3 separate regions of the Homo sapiens genome follow, and regions 1 and 3 are each linked to region 2. Evidence: read pairs that join two places in POLR2A ChIA-PET (ENCODE). Cell type or tissue: OCI-LY7. All regions are shown on one strand. Each heading gives the region's core, and the rest is flanking DNA. Links, peaks and the distances in the headings are about the cores only.

What was found. ChIA-PET counts read pairs that join two places held together with the same protein. Peaks named below come from ENCODE experiments on the same cell type or tissue, not always from the same donor. Only the 100,000 strongest peaks of a DNase experiment are listed, where the experiment ranks them.
Region 1: POLR2A ChIA-PET joins it to region 2 with 6 read pairs; 2 of 35 experiments call an interaction of 5 or more read pairs at or near these places.
Region 3: POLR2A ChIA-PET joins it to region 2 with 6 read pairs; 2 of 35 experiments call an interaction of 5 or more read pairs at or near these places.

What each region holds. Positions count from the first base shown.
Region 1 is chr17:47,358,581-47,365,223 of GRCh38, forward strand. It overlaps EFCAB13 (EF-hand calcium binding domain 13), which reads left to right. Exons shown (of 25, transcript NM_152347.5): 10 at 2,798-2,941. Among named protein-coding and RNA genes, the nearest start is that of EFCAB13, 38 kb to the left of the region's middle. RefSeq lists a silencer at 3,643-3,937. In OCI-LY7, for the core only: CTCF peaks have their summits at 3,780 (motif pointing right) and 3,979; a DNase peak (open chromatin) is centred at 3,801.
Region 2 is chr17:46,988,641-46,995,283 of GRCh38, forward strand. The region is part of intron 7 of LOC101927060 (a long non-coding RNA gene); the gene reads right to left. It also overlaps a transcript of LRRC37A2 not described here. Among named protein-coding and RNA genes, the nearest start is that of RPRML, 13 kb to the left of the region's middle. In OCI-LY7, for the core only: no CTCF peak of the experiment used is centred there; a DNase peak (open chromatin) is centred at 3,151; H3K4me3 peaks cover 896 bases; H3K27ac peaks cover 2,272 bases.
Region 3 is chr17:46,143,845-46,150,487 of GRCh38, forward strand. The region is part of intron 2 of KANSL1 (KAT8 regulatory NSL complex subunit 1); the gene reads right to left. Among named protein-coding and RNA genes, the nearest start is that of KANSL1, 46 kb to the right of the region's middle. RefSeq lists a silencer at 1-185 and enhancers at 4,763-5,264, 5,265-5,764. In OCI-LY7, for the core only: no CTCF peak of the experiment used is centred there; DNase peaks (open chromatin) are centred at 2,407 and 3,097; H3K4me3 peaks cover 2,893 bases; H3K27ac peaks cover 4,938 bases.

The sequences.
Region 1 (6,643 bases), core at 950-5,949, 370 kb after region 2:
TTACAAATGTTTTCTTCTAGTCTGTTGTTTCTCTTTTAATTTTGAACTGGTGTCTTTGGTTTTTGGAATGGGACTGTTACATTTTATCACAAAATTTATTATTTTTTCTTTATGTCTTCTGAGTTTTGAGTTGTGCTTAAAGAGGCCTTTCTCACCTCAATAGTACACACATACATTTTCATCATGATTGTGGAGTACTGGTTTTCAATGCTCCAGGGAACCTGGAGATGGGTAGATGGGAATAGGGCAAGTTTAAATGCCACAAACCTCACTGTTCTTATTGAGACTCAGTCATTTTTCTTGAAGAAATTCCTCGGATAGCTGCAAGCCTTTGGCTTATTTTCAGAGTTTTGAAACAAGTTGGTTCTGATAATTTTTGCCAGAGTTCTCATTGCTTTTATGGAGCAGAGGGTTTCTGGAGGTCCCTTCCTCTGCTATTTTTGTTCACTTGATCAATAATGACTAGTTGAGACCAGGCATGGTGGCTCATGCCTGTAGTCCCAGCACTTTGGGAGGCCAAGGCGGGTGGATCACTTAAGCCCAGGAGTTCGAGACCAGCCTGGGCAACATGGCAAAAATCCATCTCTACAAAAATACAAAGAAATTAGCGGGGCATAGTGGTACGTGTCTGTAGTCCCAGCTACTCAACAGGCTGAGGTGGGAGAATCGCTTGAGCTGGGGAGGCAGAGGTTGCAGTAAGCCGAGATCGTGTGATTGCATTCCAGCCTGGGCTACAGAGAGATACCCTGTCTTTAAAAAAGAAAATTAATTAATTAAAAAAAAGACTAATCGAATGAACAAATAATGCCCAGTTTTTCCTCCTTGACTGTGCTTATCAAAGAACTTAGTAATCATTAGTTTATTATATGATGAATTTCAAGAAAATCTAGTCTGACTATAAATGATTTTCCGTCTGAAATTGATAATGGGAATTGTGTTTTTTTTTTTTTTTGTCAAGGCTAATTAAGGGGTGTAGTGGTCAGGGAGGATATAAATTTAGCAGTTGGACACGGCTTTCAATCTGTTTAATTTTTTTTTCAATTTTTTTTTTATTATTATTATACTTTAAGTTTTAGGGTACATGTGTACAATGTGCAGGTTAGTTACATATGTATACATGTGCCATGCTGGTGTGCTGCACCCATTAACTCGTCATTTAGCATTAGGTATATCTCCTAATGCTGTCCCTCCCCCCTCCCCCCACCCCACAACAGTCCCCAGAGTGTGATGTTCCCCTTCCTGTGTCCATGTGTTCTCATTGTTCAATTCCCATCTATGAGTGAGAACATGCGGTGTTTGGTTTTTTGTCCTTGCGATAGTTTACTGAGAATGATGATTTCCAATTTCATCCATGTCCCTACAAAGGACATGAACTCATCATTTTTTATGGCTGCATAGTATTCCAGGGTGTATATGTGCCACATTTTCTTAATCCAGTCTATCATTGTTGGACATTTGGGTTGGTTCCAGGTCTTTGCTATTGTGAATAGTGCCGCAATAAACAAACATGTGCATGTGTCTTTATAGCAGCATGATTTATAGTCCTTTGGGTATATACCCAGAAATGGGATGGCTGGGTCAAATGGTATTTCTAGTTCTAGATCCCTGAGGAATTGCCACACTGACTTCCACAATGATTGAACTAGTTTACAGTCCCACCAACAGTGTAAAAGTGTTCCTATTTCTCCACATCCTCTCCAGCACCTGTTGTTTCCTGACTTTTTAATGATCGCCATTCTAACTGGTGTGAGATGGTATCTCATTGTGGTTTTGATTTGCATTTCTCTGATGGCCAGTGATTATGAGCATTTTTTCATGTGTCTTTTGGCTGCATAAATGTCTTCTTTTGAGAAGTGTCTGTTCATATCCTTTGCCCACTTTTTGATGGGGTTGTTTATTTTTTTCTTGTAAATTTGTTTGAGTTCATTGTAGATTCTGGATATTAGCCCTTTGTCAGATGAATAGGTTGCGAAAATTTTCTCCCATTTTGTAGTTGCCTGTTCACTCTGATGGTAGTTTCTTTTGCTGTGCAGAAGCTCTTTAGTTTAATTAGATCCTATTTGTCAATTTTGGCTTTTGTTGCCATTGCTTTTGGTGTTTTAGACATGAAGTCCTCGCCCATGCCTATGTCCTGAATGGTAATGCCTAGGTTTTCTTCTAGGGTTTTTATGGTTTTAGGTCTAACGTTTAAGTCTTTAATCCATCTTGAATTAATTTTTATATAAGGTGTAAGGAAGGGATCCAGTTTCAGCTTTCTACAAATGGCTAGCCAGTTTTCCCAGCAATCTGTTTAATTTTTAAGGAAGTTTTTTTTGTGGAAAATTATAATTTATCTGAATATTTTCTTTTTAAAATTAAAAATATACTGAGCTCTCTGATGTGACTCTAAATATTTTAGAAAATGATAAAGTGATTTAGTGTTTAATTTATTTTAGTTAAATTGTTTTAAAATTATAGACTCTGACATTCAAAAGTAGATGTCTTGGGGACCCCCAGATTTGGTTCGCTAGTCAGGGCCATGCTGAATATTTCCTTCTGACTAGGTTCTTTTCAATTCATTTTATGTGCTAAGGATTGTTAACATAAGAATATGAAATTCCTATGGAGAAATAAAAGACCAATGTTTTAACCACTATTATAAAGTTATTTTATATCAGTGGTTTGCTTGTAGATAAATATTTATAAAACCCTGTGCTTATACAAAGTTATTTTCCCTTAGTAGGCTATTGACACAAAATCAACTGCTTTTCCAAGAAAAGCTGTTGATTCTCATGGTATAATAATTTCTTTTTTGCAGCATTCCAGGATGCCTTGAAGATTTTCTGTAGGATAAAAGGTGGTCGAGTTTCAACTGATGACGTGTTTGCTGTTTTGGATAGCATGGGTATCCCTATAAACCGTGAAATTTTAGAAGAAGTGACAAAACATACCTATATTGACAGTGAGTTATTTGCATTGAGATATATATGTCCATATATATGTGCATATATTTATACATTTTTTTCCGGATATCAATTTTGTGATCTGTCCTTTGCTTCTCCTTTTTTCTCTTGATTCTTACCTTTTGCCATTGACACTGTTTACTGGTGTCTATAGTAAGAAATAGTCTAGAAAAATTAAATGAGAGGTTTCTAAAATTGTTATAGTTTGGTATGTTTGGTTAAAGAATAAAATGAATTTTAAAAAATTCAGCCTTACATCTCTTTTCCAAGTCATTTCTGGTCTTTGTGGAGAAGTAGTTTCTTGTAGTATCAAGAGCATTGACTCCACAAGTTAGAAGACCTAAATTTCTTGAATTCTCAATTTTATTATGTAGCTTTGATTAAACAATTTTGCTATGCCCTTCAGTTGCTCTCTGCACAATGTGGATTGCTTTAAACATGATAAAAATATTTAGCAGGTGTTTTGTATTACATGTTTACTTGTAACCAGAGGATGTCCTATCATAATTAGTGATTAATTGATTGATTCATTTGTTTTATTATTGTGGGCGGCAAGCCAACCAGGTGCCGAGGCAAGAGACTGAGGGCACGAGCTGTTCCAGTATAATAAAATATGTAAAATAAGTATAGTTATACTAGATATAGATCTTTGATATGATTATATATGAATATAATTAATCATTAGTTTGTAGCAATTACTCTTTATTTCAATATTATAATAATCCTCGCTCTACAATCATAACCTAGGAAAAATCAGGCCATACAGAGATAGGAGCTGAGGGGACATAGTGAGAAATGACCAGAAGACAGGAGTGTGAGCCTTCTGTTATGCCTGGACAGGGCCACCAGAGGGCTCCTTGGTCTACCGGTAATGCCAGCGTCTGGGAAGATGTCTGTTGCCAAGCAGACCGTGGTCTAGCGGTAGCGTCAGTGTCAAGGAAAAACACCCGCTACTTAGCAGACTGGGAAAGGCAGTCTCCCTTTCCCCGGGGGAGTTTAGAGAAGACTCTACTCCTCCACCTCTTGTGGAGGGCCTGACGGAGGGCCTGACTGATGTCAGGCCTGCCCGCAGTTATCCGGAGGCCTAACCGTCTCCCTGTGGTGTTGTGCTTCAGTGGTCACACTCCTAGTCTGCCTTCATGTTCCATCCTGTACACCTGGCTCTGCCTTTTAGATAGCAGTAGCAAATTAGTGAAAGTACTAAAAGCAGAAATAATGGCGTAAGCTGTCTGTCTGTCTGTCTGTCTCTCTCTGCCTTGGCTGCCAGGCAGGGAAGGGCCCCCTGTCCAGTGGACACGTAACCCATGTGACCTTACCTATCAATGGAGATGGCTCACACTCCTTACCCTGCCCCTTTGTTTTGTATCCAATAAATATCAGCGCAACCTGGCATTCGGGGCCACTACCAGTCTCCGCATCTTGGTGGTAGTGGTACCCCGGGCCCAGCTGTCTTTTCTTTTATCTCTTTGTCTTGTGTCTTTATTTCTACACTCTCTCGTCTCCGCACACGGGGAGAAAACCCACTGACCCTGTGGGGCTGGACCCTACAATTATTTTATTATTTTTAGAGACAGTGTCTCACTCTGTTGCCCAGGCTGTAGTGCGGTGTTGTGATCATAGCTTGCTGTAATATTGACCTCCTAGGCTCAATAATCCTCCCACCTCATCTTCCTGAATAGCTAGGACTATAGGTGTGCACCATCATGCCAGGCTAATTTTTATTTTGTAGAGATGAGGTCTTGCTATGTTTCCTAGGCTGGTCTCAAACTTCTGGAAGCAAGTGATCCTCCTGCCTCAGCCTGCTGAGTAGCTGGAATTACAGGCATGAGCCACTGGGCCCAGCCTGATTCATTCACTTAATGAATCAGATAGTCAGTCATTTAATATCTACTATGCCTGGAACTGTGCTAGGTGATGCAAAGATGAATAAAACACACTTCTTTTTTTTTTTTTTTTGAGGGAGCTCACGTTCAAGTGTGGAAAGAGTCAAGTAAACCGAAAATTAAAATGCTCCATGGCAAATACTATAATAGAGTGTACATAGGCTGCTAATACATACTGGAAGCCTTAGGGAAAGATTATCAGAGGGGCTGATGTCTGAGCTAAATCTTGAAGGATCAGTATGAATTAAGTAGTTGAAGGTGGTAGCAAAGAGTGAGAAAAACATCTTAAGCCAAAGGAACAGTTTGTGTAAATATGGCAGAAAAATAATCAGACATGACATCTTTTTGAGTGGGCTTCCACTAGTTTTTGTCATTTATTAATGGTGGTTTTGTAGTGGGCTTTTGGTTGCTGATATGTGGTCTGGAGATAGAATCAGGCCACATGGAGTTCTCTTAGGAAGTCAGGTATGGTGTGCTCTGGGGTGAGGCATGAGTGGAAGGATATGATGGGGTATGAAAATGTAAAATGGGGATTTTAAAGACTATTCTTAAGCCTTTAGGGCATGCCCTACCAGGAACAACAGAAATCATATATGAAACAGCTGCAGTACCTTGCTTTTTGGCTTATGGAGTTCTGGCCTGGGTCTCCAGGTCTCCTGCTTTATTTGGGGAGGTATATTGGACAAATGATACTAATTTTATAGAATTGTTATAGGAATTAAATATAAACATTTATCACAGTGCTTGGCACCTAGAACAGACAGAAGGGTGAGGCAGAAACCTGAGAGTCATCCTTGGCAACTCTACTTCTCTATTCCTCATGCAATAGTTCCCTTATTTAAAGTCTTAGATACATCTTTTTAAAAACTTTTCTCCTTTTTTCTATATATAAGATAGATATCTCTTAAGTCTTTCTATTTCTCTCTCTTTTTTTAACTCCACTCTGTCGCCAGACTGTAGTGCAGTGGTGTGATCTCGGCTCACTGCAACCTCCGACTCCCTGGTTCAAGTGGTTCTCCTGCCTCAGCCTCCGAGTAGCTGGGATTACAGGCACGTGCCACCAAGCCCAGCTAATTTTTGTATTTTTAGTAGAGACAGGGTTTCACCATGTTGGCCAGGATGGTCTCGATCTCCTGACCTTCTGATCCACCTGCCTTGGCCTCCCAAAGTGCTGGGATTACAGACGTGATCTATTTCTCTTTATCTCCCTATCTTAGTCCAAGTTCACATAACCTTTCCTCAGGACCATTGCAGTTCATCCTAACAAGTATACCCCTGTCCACTCTTATGTTCCTTTATACTGCAGCCATAATGATCTTCATTCAAATACGGGTCTGATCATGTTATTCTCCTCATATAAAATCTAATAATACCTCTTGGGATAAATAACTCTTTTAGTGTGGTTTACAGGGCCTTGTGGGTTCTGGCTTTTGCCCAGATCTTCAGCTTTATCTGAGACCATATTCTTCCTTGCTCTCTGTGCCTTCTTAGAGTTTCAACTATATACCATGCCCCTTCTTGCCAAATAGCTGTTGCATGTGTTCATTTCTCTTCCTTGAACCTTTTTCTCCCCTTAGGTAATTCCTACTTACACTTTAGATCCAAACTCAACTGTCTTTTCCTCAGGGATGTTTTCCCAGACCTCTCTGAGTAGGTCAGATTCTCATGTTATACACTCTTATAGCACTATTCGCAATTGAAATTTGTATTTTTGTTTGATTGACATTGATATTTCAAATAAGACTGAGCATCAGGTGAGCAGATATCATGTCTGCTTTAGCTTAATATTGTATCTTCAGTACCTAGCGTGGTGCTTAT
Region 2 (6,643 bases), core at 770-5,769:
GCCAAGGTGGAGTTGAGGGGCTCAGGGTTGAACATGATGAGTCTGAGGTGACCGTGGGATGTGCACGTGACAGTGTCAGGCAGACAGTTGGAGGCATGGCCGGGGAACTTAGGCACCCTGGGGCTGGAGATAAAGGTTTAGAAGTCATCAGCTTGTTCACCCATTCACTGAACACGTACTGAGCATCTTCTGTGTCCAGCTAAGTGCTAGGGAATCACAGTGAAAGCCAGTCCCTGCCTTCAAGGAGCTCAGTCTGGAGAGGAAGACAAGTAAAGAAACTAGATAATGATAAACGGTGAGAAGGTGCGAATAGAGGAAGACATAACATGTGGGGGGCACCCAGAGGGGACACTGTGGACGCAGGTCAACAGAACACAGGAAATGAGTGTTTCACTCTGTCCCTCAGCAGTTTAGCAATGCCAACCCCTGCTCGAGCATAGGAAATCATTTTCAGACTCTGCTAGCATAGCCAAGGACTCCATGCAGATTCTGCAAGGTGGAGGACTTTTGAGTAGGCATGCTAGTCAGATGCCTTTCCGGTGAAGGACAGAACGTGTTGTAGGGACTCCTGTCACCTGCTTCAGGGTCTGTGAAGGCAGGAAATAGAAACATATTCAGGTCAGGACAACTGCTGGGGACTACCCCCTTCGAACAGATCCCACGGCGGGACACAAGCACAAGGCAGGTTGGCTCTGGCTAAGTTGTGCTCAGAATTGTAAAGACATCTTGCCCCTTGTTTTGTCTGCTCTAAACATCATCTGCTTTCTTTTGAGGAATCGCTCTTCCCCATCCCAACCAGTTAAGGTGGGACCTGCCAATTAGGCTTCCCCTGCCCCCCAGATATAAGGGGATGCATGATTGAGGCTGAGCCAATCTTAGTACTCTTCTGCCTGACCTTGATGATTAGCTCAGGGACAGGGATGTGACCCACGACAGGCTGGTTGGTGGCCACCAGGGTCCCTGACCCCAGGTATCATACCCTTGTATCGTCACTCCCACAGTGATGCTGGGCTTGGCTATGTGATTGGCTTTGGCCAGTGGGACAACTGAAAGCGTAATGTAAGCAGAGGCTTGGTGAGCGCTTGCACAATGGGGCTGGTCCTCTTCAAACACTCACTTTTGGGACCCAGCTGCCATGCCAAGAAGCCCAAGCTGGCTATTTAGAGACAGCGTGTGAACAGGGCAAGTTTCTAGCTTTCAGCCATCCTCGCCACGGTGCCTGACATTTAGGGAAACTATTTTGGGCACTCCTGTCCCATGAATGACAGAGCGAGACCAGCAGAGCTCTGCAGCTGAGCCCAAAACCCCACAGAATCATGAGAAATAATTAAATGGTTATTGTTAAGCCATTCCGTTTTGGGGTTGTTACACCATAAGGAATAATTAAAAGATAAGCCAAAGTGGGCCAATCTGAAATCTTCCCTGAGAATTTCTACACGGAGGTGGTGGAAAAGAGCTCTGTTCTGTCCAGTGACAAGGCTATAGGGACGCAGGCCTATTATATTCCTCTCCACAGTGGAAAGATAGAGAAAACCTATCTGCGGCAGAAAGGGTGAAGTCCCAGACACAGAAGAGTCAAAACAATAGTGAAAGAAAGCCCCAACTTTTAGAACCCTGGACGCTCCTGTAGTCTGGTGACATAAGGTATTAAATTAAATCCCCCTTTATGGCTTCAGCTACCTCAAGATAACTTTTTATCAGTTACACAAAGGGTCCTATGTAATTCACCTGATAACATATCATAAAGATCTTTGCCAATGTCCTTAAGTCAAGAATAAAGTGATCACACTATTGATGTTGTTGAAAGCTTTGTTGAGCATGTACAATGTGAGAATCTTGAAGGATCTTCCCCCAGTCGTTGTAAGGGGTAAGACAAGGGAAGGACATGGTTCACACCACACCAGGAACCAGTGTCCAGGGCATTCACCTGTCAAGGCCAGCTGGATGCAGGAAGGTGTTCACACTCATTTGAGTATTAGAAACACGTTTATTTCTCTCTTTCTGTAGGACAATTTGACAACACACACAAAATGCTTTTTTTTTTTCTTAAGATAGAGTCTTGTTATGTCGCCCAGGCTAGAGTGCAGTGGCACGATCTCGGCTCACTGCAACCTCCACCTCCTGGATTCAAGCAATTCTCATGCCTCAGCCTCCCAAGAAGCTGAGATTACAGGCATGCACCACCACACCCAGCTAATTTTCATATATTTGGTAGAGACAGGGTTTCACCATGTTGTCCAGGCTGATCTTGAACTCTTGGCCTCAAGCAATCCTCCCGCCTTGGCCTCCCAAAGTATTGGGATTACAGGTGTGAGCCACCACACCTGGCCACAGACTGCTTTTAAAAGGTTCAGGCCCTTTGCTCCAGCAATTCCACTTCCAGGAATTTATCCCATTGCAATGGTTTTCAAATTATGTTCCTGGTGGAACCGTGGGGTTCTACAGAGGTGCTTTGCTAGTTCTGCAAAACTTTGATTTGAATGTCACTGGTACTGAGGCTGATTTAAAACTATAGTCATCATCTTCTGAGATGTCATCTTGAGATGATGTCTAACTGGTCTAGAAGACCCCTAACTGGTCTTCTAAATACTGCATATTTGAATTTATAAAATATGCCAACAGAATGACTTCTTATCTGTTGCTTACATGAGCCTTATTAAGTTTCATTTAAAGAAGGGTCCTACTTCTAAAAAGAAACAGTATAGGCCAGGCACGGTGGTTCACGCCTGTAATCCCAGGACTTTGGGAGGCCGAGGTGGGTGGATCACCTGAGGTCAAGAGTTCGAGACCAGCCTGGCCAACATGGTGAAACCCCATCTCTATCAAAAATACAAAAAATTAGCCGGGTGTGGTGGTGCACCCCTGTAATCCCAGCTACTCAGGACGCTGAGGCAGGAGAATTGCTTGAACCCAGTGGGCTGAGATTGCACCATTGCACTCCAGCTTGGGCAACAAGAGCAAAACTCCATCTCAAAAAAATAAAATAAAATAAAATAAAATAAAATAAATAAACAGTATAAAACCACTGTCACAAGAAAATGATCATTTCATCCTAGAAGGTTTAGCTTCATGAAGATGTACTACACAATGTTTATACAGAGTTGGTTCAGTGAACCGTGGCTCACAGGCTGGATCTGGCCACCACCTGTTTTTCTAAATAAAGTCTGATTGAAACACAGCTATGTGCATTCATGTACACATGATCTGTGGCTGCTTTTTTGCCATAATGGCAGAATTCAGCAGTTGTAACAGAGAACTTGTGACCTGCAAAGGCCAAAACAAATACCACCTAGCTCTTTACAGAAAAAAGTTTGCTACTTCCTGGTTTATAATGATATAAAAATTGGAACCAAGCTAAATGTCCAAGAAAGTGGATTGATCAAATTACAACACATACCTTGCAAATGGAATGCAAGGCCCTTGTTGAAAAATAATGCTGGCTGGGCATGGTGGCTCATGCCTGTAATCCCAGCACTTTGGGAGGCTGAGGCGAGTGGATCACCTGAAGTCAGGGGTTTGAGACCAGCCTGGCCAACATGGCAAAAACCCCATCTCTACTAAATAAATAAATAAATAAATTAGCCAGGTGTAGTGGTACACACCTGTAATCCCAGCTATGTGGGAAGCCGAGGCAGGAGAATCACTTGAACCCGGGAAGTGGAGGTTGCAGTGAGCCGAGACTGTGCCACTGCACTCCAGCCTGGGCAACAGAGCAAGACTCCGTCTCGGGAAAAAAAAATGTTTTAGTTCAGCAGCTGTTAGGTTTGGCTGCGTACTGAAACTATCTGGGGGGTTTTTAAAAATTCCAAAGCTCAGGCCACTCCAGATGAATTAAATTTGACTCTAGGGGTGGAACCCAGGCATTGATATTTTTAAAGCTTCCCCAGGGGTTCTAATGCAGTGCCACTGTTGTAGAAGAATATTTAATGAGGCCAGGTGCGGTGGCTCATGCCTATTATCCTAGCACTTTGGGAGGCCGAGCTGGGAGGATCACCTGAGGTCAGGAGTTTGAGACCAGCCTGGCCAACATGGTAAAACCCCGTTTATACTAAAAATACAAAAATTAGCCAGGCATTGTGGTGGGCACCTGTAATCTCAGCTACTTAGGAGGCTGAGGCAGGAGAATCGTTTGAACCTGGGAGATAGAGTTTGCAGTGAGCTGAAATTGTGCCATTGCACTCCAGCCTGGGAGACAAGAGTGAAACTCCATCTCAAAAAAAAAAAAAAAAAAAAAAAAGAATATGTAGTGACACAGAAAGATGGCCACTATATATTATTAACTGAAGACAAAGAAGATTTTCTAACAATGTGTAGCATGTGACTCCTTTCTGGTAAGTTTCTATACACACATGCAAACAGACTCACATGTATGAAAATATATGCCCAAACTGACAGTGGCCATCTCTGTAGGCTGGGACTAGGAGAGATTTTGATTTTTTTTTTTTTTTTGCTTATCTGTATTTTTTAGATGTTCTACAATGAACATGGTATCTTATAATAAATGCAAAAAATAAAGTTGTCAATAGCTTAAAAAGCCATGTACTTTTTGTTTTAGGCAAAACTACAAAGAGGAGCATCTAATCAAACAACACATCCCCAGGTCACTCATGTGTGCAGCATGCCTTCAGGCATGCATCCCAACAGAGGCAGATCCCAGGCTCATGGGACAACAGGTTTTCCTTGGTGAGGAAGTCAGGCACTGCAGCCTCCAAGCCTCAGGCTCCTCAACTGTTAAAAAGGGATCAGTCTGCCTACCCCCAGGATTTAAGGCAGGCATGCATAGTGTCTGGCACATAGGAGGTGCTCAACAAAAGTTGCTTATTTCTCCATAAGCAGCTTTTAGCGTCACAGCCTGCAGCCAATCAGCTTCTTGCTGTTCTTGCCAAAGGAGGATTGGCTTTGCCAAAGCTGGGCCTGCCCAAGTTCATCCGCAGCCACTGGTCTCTGATGCTGTCCACCTTGGCTTGGAATCTCTGTTGCTCTTGGAATTTTTCTGTGTTCCCTAGAAGGACTGTGACCTCTCATCAACACAACCTGTATCCCCTACTCCCAGAATGGGTTCCATCTGCGTAGAGAAAGTGAGGGCTTCAAGTCTTCGTGGGGCTGCTCACTCTTAATAAAAACAACAGTGGCTGCCATGTATCAGAATTGCCCTACATGTGCCCGGGCTGACATCCTCTATCTCTCAGCCCCAACTCTGCAGGAATGTGAGAGTGTTCCCATTTCCCAGATGAGGCTCAGAGAGTTGAAGGAACTCCTTGAAGGTCACACAGCTGGTCCATGGCAGGTGCCACACTGCCTTCTTAGCTATGTTGGTTCCATCTTCTACTTCAAAAGACAGACATTCCCCAGTGGATTCTAATGTGCAGCCAGGTTTGAGAAGCATTGTTATGAAAGTAGTGGTTCTCAACATTGACTATACCGTGGAATCACCTGCACTGATTTACAAAAATGCTGGTGGGGGCTGGGCGTGGTGGCTCATGCCCATAATCCCGGGACTTTGGGAGGCCGAGGTAGGTGGATCACCTGAGGTCAGGAGTTTGAGACCAGCCTGGCCAACATAGTGAAACCCCGTCTCTACTAAAAATACAATAATTAGCCAGGTGTGGTGGGGGGCGCCTGTAATCCCAGCTACTCAGGAGGCTGAGGCAGAAGAATCACTTGAGCCCCGGAGGCGAACGTTGTAGTGAGCTGAGATCATGCCATTACACTCCAGCCTGGGCAACTACAGTGAAACTCCATCTCAAAAAAAAAGAAAAATGCTGGTGGGGGTTGGGAGTTGAAGAGTGGGGAGGGTGGGAAGAGGACAGGAAGAAAGGAATGGGGGAGGCTTCTGAAGTTCTGGATAATGTTCTAGTTCTTGATCTGGGTGCTAGCTACTTGGGTGTGTTTATTTTGTGAAAATCATTGAGCTGTACATTTATGATTTATGTACTTTTCTATATGAATGCTAGTCTACAGTAAAATTTTAAAGAAAAAAAGAAGCTGTCATCAGCCACATCACTGCCTCCTGGGAAAAGGCAGTCCGTGGCCTTGACCCATATTTTGAGGATGCTTTTCTCAGCATCAAGCAGTTGTCGGCCTCTGAGTCTGTGCCTGTCCCTGCCAATGAGCAGACTAACCCTACTTTCTTGCCATTGGGGCTTCTTCCTGGGTTAATGCTGGGTTAGCTACAAAACAAAACAAAAAAAACACAAAAGTCCAGGTACAGTGGCTCATTCCTGTAATCCCAGCACTTTGGGAGGCCAAAGTGGGTGGATTGCTTGAGTCCAAGAGTTTGAGACCCGCCTGGGCAACATGGTGAAACCTCGTCTCTACTAAAAATACAAAAAATTAGCCAGGCATGGTGGTGTGCACCTGTAGTCCCAGCTACTGGGGAGGCTGAGGTGGGAAAATTGCTTGAGCCTGGGAGGTAGAGGTTGCAGTGAGCAGAGATCAAGCCACTGCCCTCCAGTCTGGGTGACAGAGTGAGACTGTCCCCCCACTCCCCCAAACAATACCCACTGTTGCTATGGTTGCAGGTACTCAGACAGCCAGGCTAAGCTGGTTAAGCTCCACGGTCCCTCCCTCCCACAGTGGGAGTCATATGACCCTATGCTGTCTAAGCCCCAGGACCTAGGGCAGCAGGGGTATAAATGGCTAC
Region 3 (6,643 bases), core at 1,052-6,051, 840 kb before region 2:
CAGTAGAAGAGATGAGAAAATTTGAGGTCCAGATTGGTTGAGTGATATCCGAGGACCACAGAGCTAGTAAAATTATGGAGCTAGAACTTGAAGTCTGATTCCAAATCACATGTTTCCTATGCTACCCCAAACAAAGGGAGTATTTTCTACAGTGGCATTACAACAGACCAAGTAACAGCAGAGGTAAAACAAGTTTCACATGTCTGTGGCTCTTTGTTTTTTACAAGTTTTTATTACTTTGTCATGGGGGGGAAAACGAAAAATTATAATTAGGTCAAGGAAAGATATAACTATACTACTACTATCATTCTGAAGGAAGGGAAGGTATACCTTCTAAGTCCTGCATAGTTTAAAAATTCCCATTACTTGCGAGACCAGGTGAGACTGCACAGTTCTAGACTTCCTATCGTGTGCCAAAACTCTAGGGATAATCAAAAAATGTTTGTTGAATGAACGCTAATTTAAAATAGAAAAAGAAATTCCAGATTTCCTCCTCAGTACAAGAGGCCTGCAACAACAAACTTCTGAAATACCAGCAGTCTACTAATTGCATATTCAAATTTAAACCACAGAAAGTTGAATCAACTCTGCCAATTTCTGGGACTCTCTAAATGAACTCTTAATACAAAAATACATACTCAGGCTCAGCATTTTTTCTAATCATTTACAAAAGTAAAAGGACGTCAGGACAAGTTCTGGTGAAATTTTATAAACAGCCATGAATTGCAGCTGTAGACTGCCAGATACATAACCTGTATATGACAGGGGGTACCACGTGGAAATTAGAGACATCCCCCTTCACCAAAAAGATTATATCCAGGGGATACTACATAATAAAAAAAAAATCTGAAAAATGTAATGGGATTAAGATCCTTTAGAATAGGCTAGTAGTGATGATTTTGCTTTTTCAGTCCCCTCCTCACAAACAAATGATGATGACACTGCCCTTAGCTTTCTATGTGCAAAGACAGTATTAACCTTCCCAGGCCAAACTTACGACTACACCTTTTCCACACGAAATGCAAGGCATTTCTAACTCCCCAGATTACCTCACATTCGTTGGATGCCACACAATAGATTATAAAGTATCAAGATATATATTAATTTTTAAAAGTTCACCAGGAGTTGGATATTCTAAACTGGGTTTCTGATTCTTAACAGTGAGAATGAAGTCAAGCTCCTTATTTGGTGGTTAGAGGAGAGGATTTGGCCAGAAATAATTCTTTTAGGATTGACAGACAAGTACTACTTAAGTTCTATCATCTCATCCAAAAACTTGCTTCTTATATTCTGCTTTTAACCCGATCTACACAATGAAAAGCCACGGAGACTAGTTTTGCATGAAAGCAAAGGACTTTTCTAATATGACTTCAGAGCATGCCATGCTTTAAAGTCCATGTTCAACCACTTACTATCATTTTCCAACTCACTCTCTATGGGCCCATCCCATATTTCAACTACAGGTATACCTCCTGGCCCTTTCTATTTCATAAGCTTCTTTGGAAGACAAATCTACTGATTTATGCAATAAACTTTCTACCTCTACTTAACCAATTTGATAATTTAATAGCTGGAGATAATTCTAAATTCCCCAAACCTTAATCAAGAATTTTGGAAAAAAAGAGCTATCTAGAACAGTTATCTTCCTGAAAACACTGTTGTGCTAAACTGAAACACAGCCTTTTCTCAAGAGCTAAGCAGCTACTTGGGTCTACATTTTAATGCACTAAATAATTTTATAAGATCATGTTTGAAACCAAAAAACCCAAAAAGGATTGTCAAGCTAGGTCAGCTTACAAAACCCCTTCTGTTATGAACTAGGAAATCAAACAACAAAACATAAGCTCTAGGAAATGAGCATGGAGGTGCTCCATCCATACTAGCTTTTCCTTGTTTTTTTCTTGAGAGGAGTGACTCTCTGTCACCCAGGCTGGAGTGTAGTGATGCAATCCTGGTTCACTCCAACCTCCACCTCCTGAGTTCAAGGGATTCTCCTGCCTCAGCCTCCCGAGTAGCTGGGATTACAGGCGTCGACCATGACACTCAGCTATTTTTTGTATTTTTAGTAGAGACAGGGTTTCACCATGTTGGCTAGGCTGGTCTCAAATTCCTGACCTCAAGTGATCCTCCCACCTTGGCCCCCTCAAAGTGCTGGGATTACAGGTGTGAGCCACCGTGCCAGCCCATACTAGCTTTTCTGAAGCCTCTTTACTCATTCTTTTGTTCTCTACTCTAGCAGCTAAAGACATCTCCTAAAGAAACAACTAGTGTGCCTCCATACAACCCCTCAGTAAGCACTCAGTATTGAGACTAAACTGTGAAAAGCACTAAAATAAATGCATCATTCATCTATGACCTTCTGAGAATACCACCACCTCATATTTGAATAGACGTCTAGTTTTCATGAGAACTTTCACGCACTCATTTGATCCTCTTTAAAAACCACAGGAAACAGGGCAAGCCATCTTATCAGCTCTATTTACAGAGAGGGAAATCAATTTGAAAAGGTTACATAGCTTAATCAAGGTCACAAAGTGACTGACTGGCCAAGCTGGTACTCAGTCTTATGATAGTCCAGGGCTCTTTCCTCTACACTGATCCTAAATTGAAAAAAAAAATTTTTTTTGGACTGCTCCTGCAAGGTAGGGCTACCCCATAGGCAGAGAGTAGCTGAAAAATTCTGTATGTGTCTATCACAAGAAGTTGAGGCCGGGCGCGGTGGCTCACGCCTGTAATCCCAGCACTTTGGGAGGCCGAAGCCGGCGGATCACGAGGTCAGGAGATCGAGACCATCCCAGCTAAAACGGTGAAACCCCGTCTCTACTAAAAATACAAAAAATTAGCCGGGCGTAGTGGCGGGCGCCTGTAGTCCCAGCTACTTGGGAGGCTGAGGCAGGAGAATGGCGTGAACCCGGGAGGCGGAGCTTGCAGTGAGCCGAGATCCCGCCACTGCACTCCAGCCTGGGCGACAGAGCGAGACTCCGTCTCAAAAAAAAAAAAAAAAAAAAAAAAAGAAGTTGACAGGCCTAAAAGGTTTCACATTTAGATGTTTCTTTTTTTGGAAAAGGTGAAGATCTGGCTGGGCACAGTGGTGCACATCCTTAGGTAGTTCCAGCTACACAGGAGGCTGAGGCAGAAGAACTGCTTGAGCCCAGCCTGAGCAACACAGTGAGACTCCATCACTAAAAATAAGTAAATAAATAAATCACATAAAAAATAAAAAATTTTAAAAGGGGGTAAAGAGCCAATGAATTGACTAAGAAATGTGTTGTTTCAAATCAGAATGACCTTGAAAAGCCATAGTACTTGCATGCAAAAATATGATCCGATTTAAAAAGTCAATATGCTTAAAATACAACAGAAAAATCAACCAATATATGTATTTCGTATTACTGGTTTAAAATTTCTGAATATGCTGTAAAGAGAAGGAGGTGAAAAACGTCAACCAGACTGGGGTGGTGGCTCATGCCTGTAAACCCAGCACTTTGGAAGGCCAAGGTGGGTGGATCACTTGAGTTCAGGAGTTCACGACCAGTGTGGGCAAGGTGGCAAGATCCTGTCTCTACAAAAAATACAAAAATTAGCCAGATGTGGTAGCATGCGCCTGTAGTGCCAGCTACTCGGGAGGCTGAGATAGAAGAATTGCTTGAGACTAGGAGGCAGAGGGTGTAGTGGGCAGAGATCATACCACTAACCCCTCCAGCCTGGGTGACAGAGTGAGACTCTTTAAAAAAAAAAAAAAAAAAAAAAAAGAGAGCGAGAGAGAAAGAGGCAGAGAGAGAGAGAAAGATCTCAACTGATAAGATACTACATAATCACATTATCTCTTGCTTGACCAACTTAACAAATATTTCAAAATGTTTATAAAAATCAAAATGGGTCAGCATTGGAAGAAGTTGTAAGTAAAATTCAGGTGTTCTCCACATGAGGCAACTGCTGTTAATAGAAGACTATATGACGGTATTTTCTCGAAGTTTGGTACAAAGATCAAAAATAGAATCACAGGCAAAACCCTTGAAAGGCTTAGGAATCTGAATTTTTAAGTACTAGGTTGTTGATGAATATAAAATTTAAAGATGTGTATTTAGGGTAGAAATAACCTTGACCTTGGTAGCTGTGGAACTTGTGTGGTTACTCGTTCTGGGCCCTGGTTTTCCCAATGGTAAAACAGAGGAGGTAGGGACACAAACGTCCTACTTCATAGAAAAGTTATAAGACTTTAAAGGCGATGGTTTATAAAAAGTAATTAGCACACAGTTTTGACACACACTAAATAATAATTAGCTACTATGGTGGAAATTTTATTTCTATTTAACACTTCTGACATTAGCAAATAGTGTACCAAACAGACATGCTTTTTACATAGTTACATGATTCTTCTCAACAACCGCTCCCCCGAAAGAAAGCAGTTTTTAAGAGGGTCACTCTCATGATTTGAAGAGAACTGGGAGAGGAGGAACATAAATCAGTTCTGTCACATTTTAAGGATTAGAATTTAAACATTAAAAACAATTTTAATATGTTCACATATATAACTATCACCTGGTTGGACCATGACAAAAACCCACCCCTAACCATAAACAAGGGTAACCTATCATTTATCAAAAACAGGAAACGTTCCTATCTCTCAAGATCAGCGCTCTGAACTAATTATTTAACATAAGGTCATTTTTACGAGTTCACATGCTGAATGGCTTACAATTAAAAGCCTCTTCTAACCCAAATCACCATCCTCCTTCACTTACCTTTTTTTTTTTTTGAGATGGGAGTCTCCCTCTGTCGCCCAGGCTGAAGTATAGTGGCACAATCTCAGATCACTGCAACCTCTACCTCCTGGGTTCAATTGATTCTCCTGCCTCAGCCTCCTGAACAGCTGGGTACAAGCACCCACCATGCCTTGCTAATTTTTTTTTGTATTTTTAGTAGCGACAGGGTTTAACCATGTTGGCCAGGCTGGTCTGGAACGCCTGATCTCAAGTAATCTGCCCACCTCGGTTTCCCAAAGTGCTGGGATTACAAGCATGAACCACCGTACCTGGCCTGTTGCTTACACTTAAAAAAAAAAAAAAAAATTCCTCCCCTCTCCCTAGACTCCTAACCTAATCAAGTTACCAAATTCAAAAAATTATTTTATCTCACCCATTCTTGCCTCTTTTTTTCTTTTTTTTTTTTTTTTGAGACGGAGTCTCGCTCTATCGCCCAGGCTGGAGTGCAGTGGCATGATCTTGGCTCACTGCAAGCTCCACCTCCCGGGTTCACGCCATTCTCCTGCCTCAGCCTCCCAAGTAGCTGGGACTACAGGCGCCCACCACTGCGCCCAGCTGATTTTTTGTATTTTTAGTAGAGACGGTGTTTCACGTGTTAGCCAGGATGGTCTCGATCTCCTGACCTTGTGATCCGCCCGTCTCGGCCTCCCAAAGTGCTGGGATTACAGGCGTAAGCCACTGCGCCCAGCCTGCCTCTTTTTTTCTACTAGGGCTATCACAATTCTGGCCTTCATTTCATTTGACAGGAAGGCATGGGTTTATACCCTAACCAGAACAACAATGAACAGGATTTCTGCCTCCACTCCTCTAATCCAGGGGTTGGCAAACTTTTTCTGTAAAGGGCCAGATGGCAAATATTTAGGCTTTGCAGGCCACACAGTCTCCGTCTCAACTACACAACTCTTGCCATTATAGTACTAAAGCAGCCACAGACAATATTCAAGTGAATGAGTATGACTGTGTTCCAATAAAACTTTACTTACAAAAACTTGCCTTAGACTGCATTTGGCATACAGGGCATAGTCTGTTGATTGTGCTAATCCAACCAACTAATATCAACTTTCCTAAATTCCATCACAGATCATGTGATTTCTGATTTAAAAGTCACTTTCCTTGGCTGGGCACGGTGGCTCACGCCTGTAATGCCAGCACTTTGGGAGGCCATGGCGGGTGGATCACGAGGTCAGGAGATCGAGACCATCCTGGCTAGTAGTAGAGATGATGAAACCCCGTCTCTACTAAAAATACAAAAAAAAAAAAAATTAGCCGGGTGTGGTGGCGGGCGCCTGTAATCCCAGCTACTCGGGAGGCTGAGGCAGGAGAATGGTGTGAACCCAGGAGGTGGAGCTTGCAGTGAGCTGAGATCGCACCACTGCACCCCAGCCTGGGCAACAGTGCGAGACTCCATCTCAAAAATAAATAAATAAATAAAAAATAAAAGTCACTTTCCTTACCAAAAAAAAAAAAAAAATAGAACTTAACATTCCTTGGCCTGATACTCAAAGGCTTCCTCCATGAGTATAATCTTCATTAACCTTGGTCATTTCCTTTTTCTCATACTAGATTCCAAATTGTATTCCATGATTGTGGCTGCTTATACTGCTCTAATTCCAAACCTTTGCTCAATTTGTATACAGAATGTCCTTTCTTCTTTCCCTCTAAACACCTACATCTCCCTTGCTTCCCACACTACCACCTAGAACTAAAATCCATCTATCCTCTAAGAAGTCTCCTTCCCTTTACCCAGAAATTCTTCTTCAGCAGAACTTCTATGGCACTTAATCTGTATCTTTTCTGACAATGATTGCTTTGTATCTTTTACCACAGTGAATTATATCTTAGATCCCCTAAGCCTGTGGGCAGAATTTATTTACAAG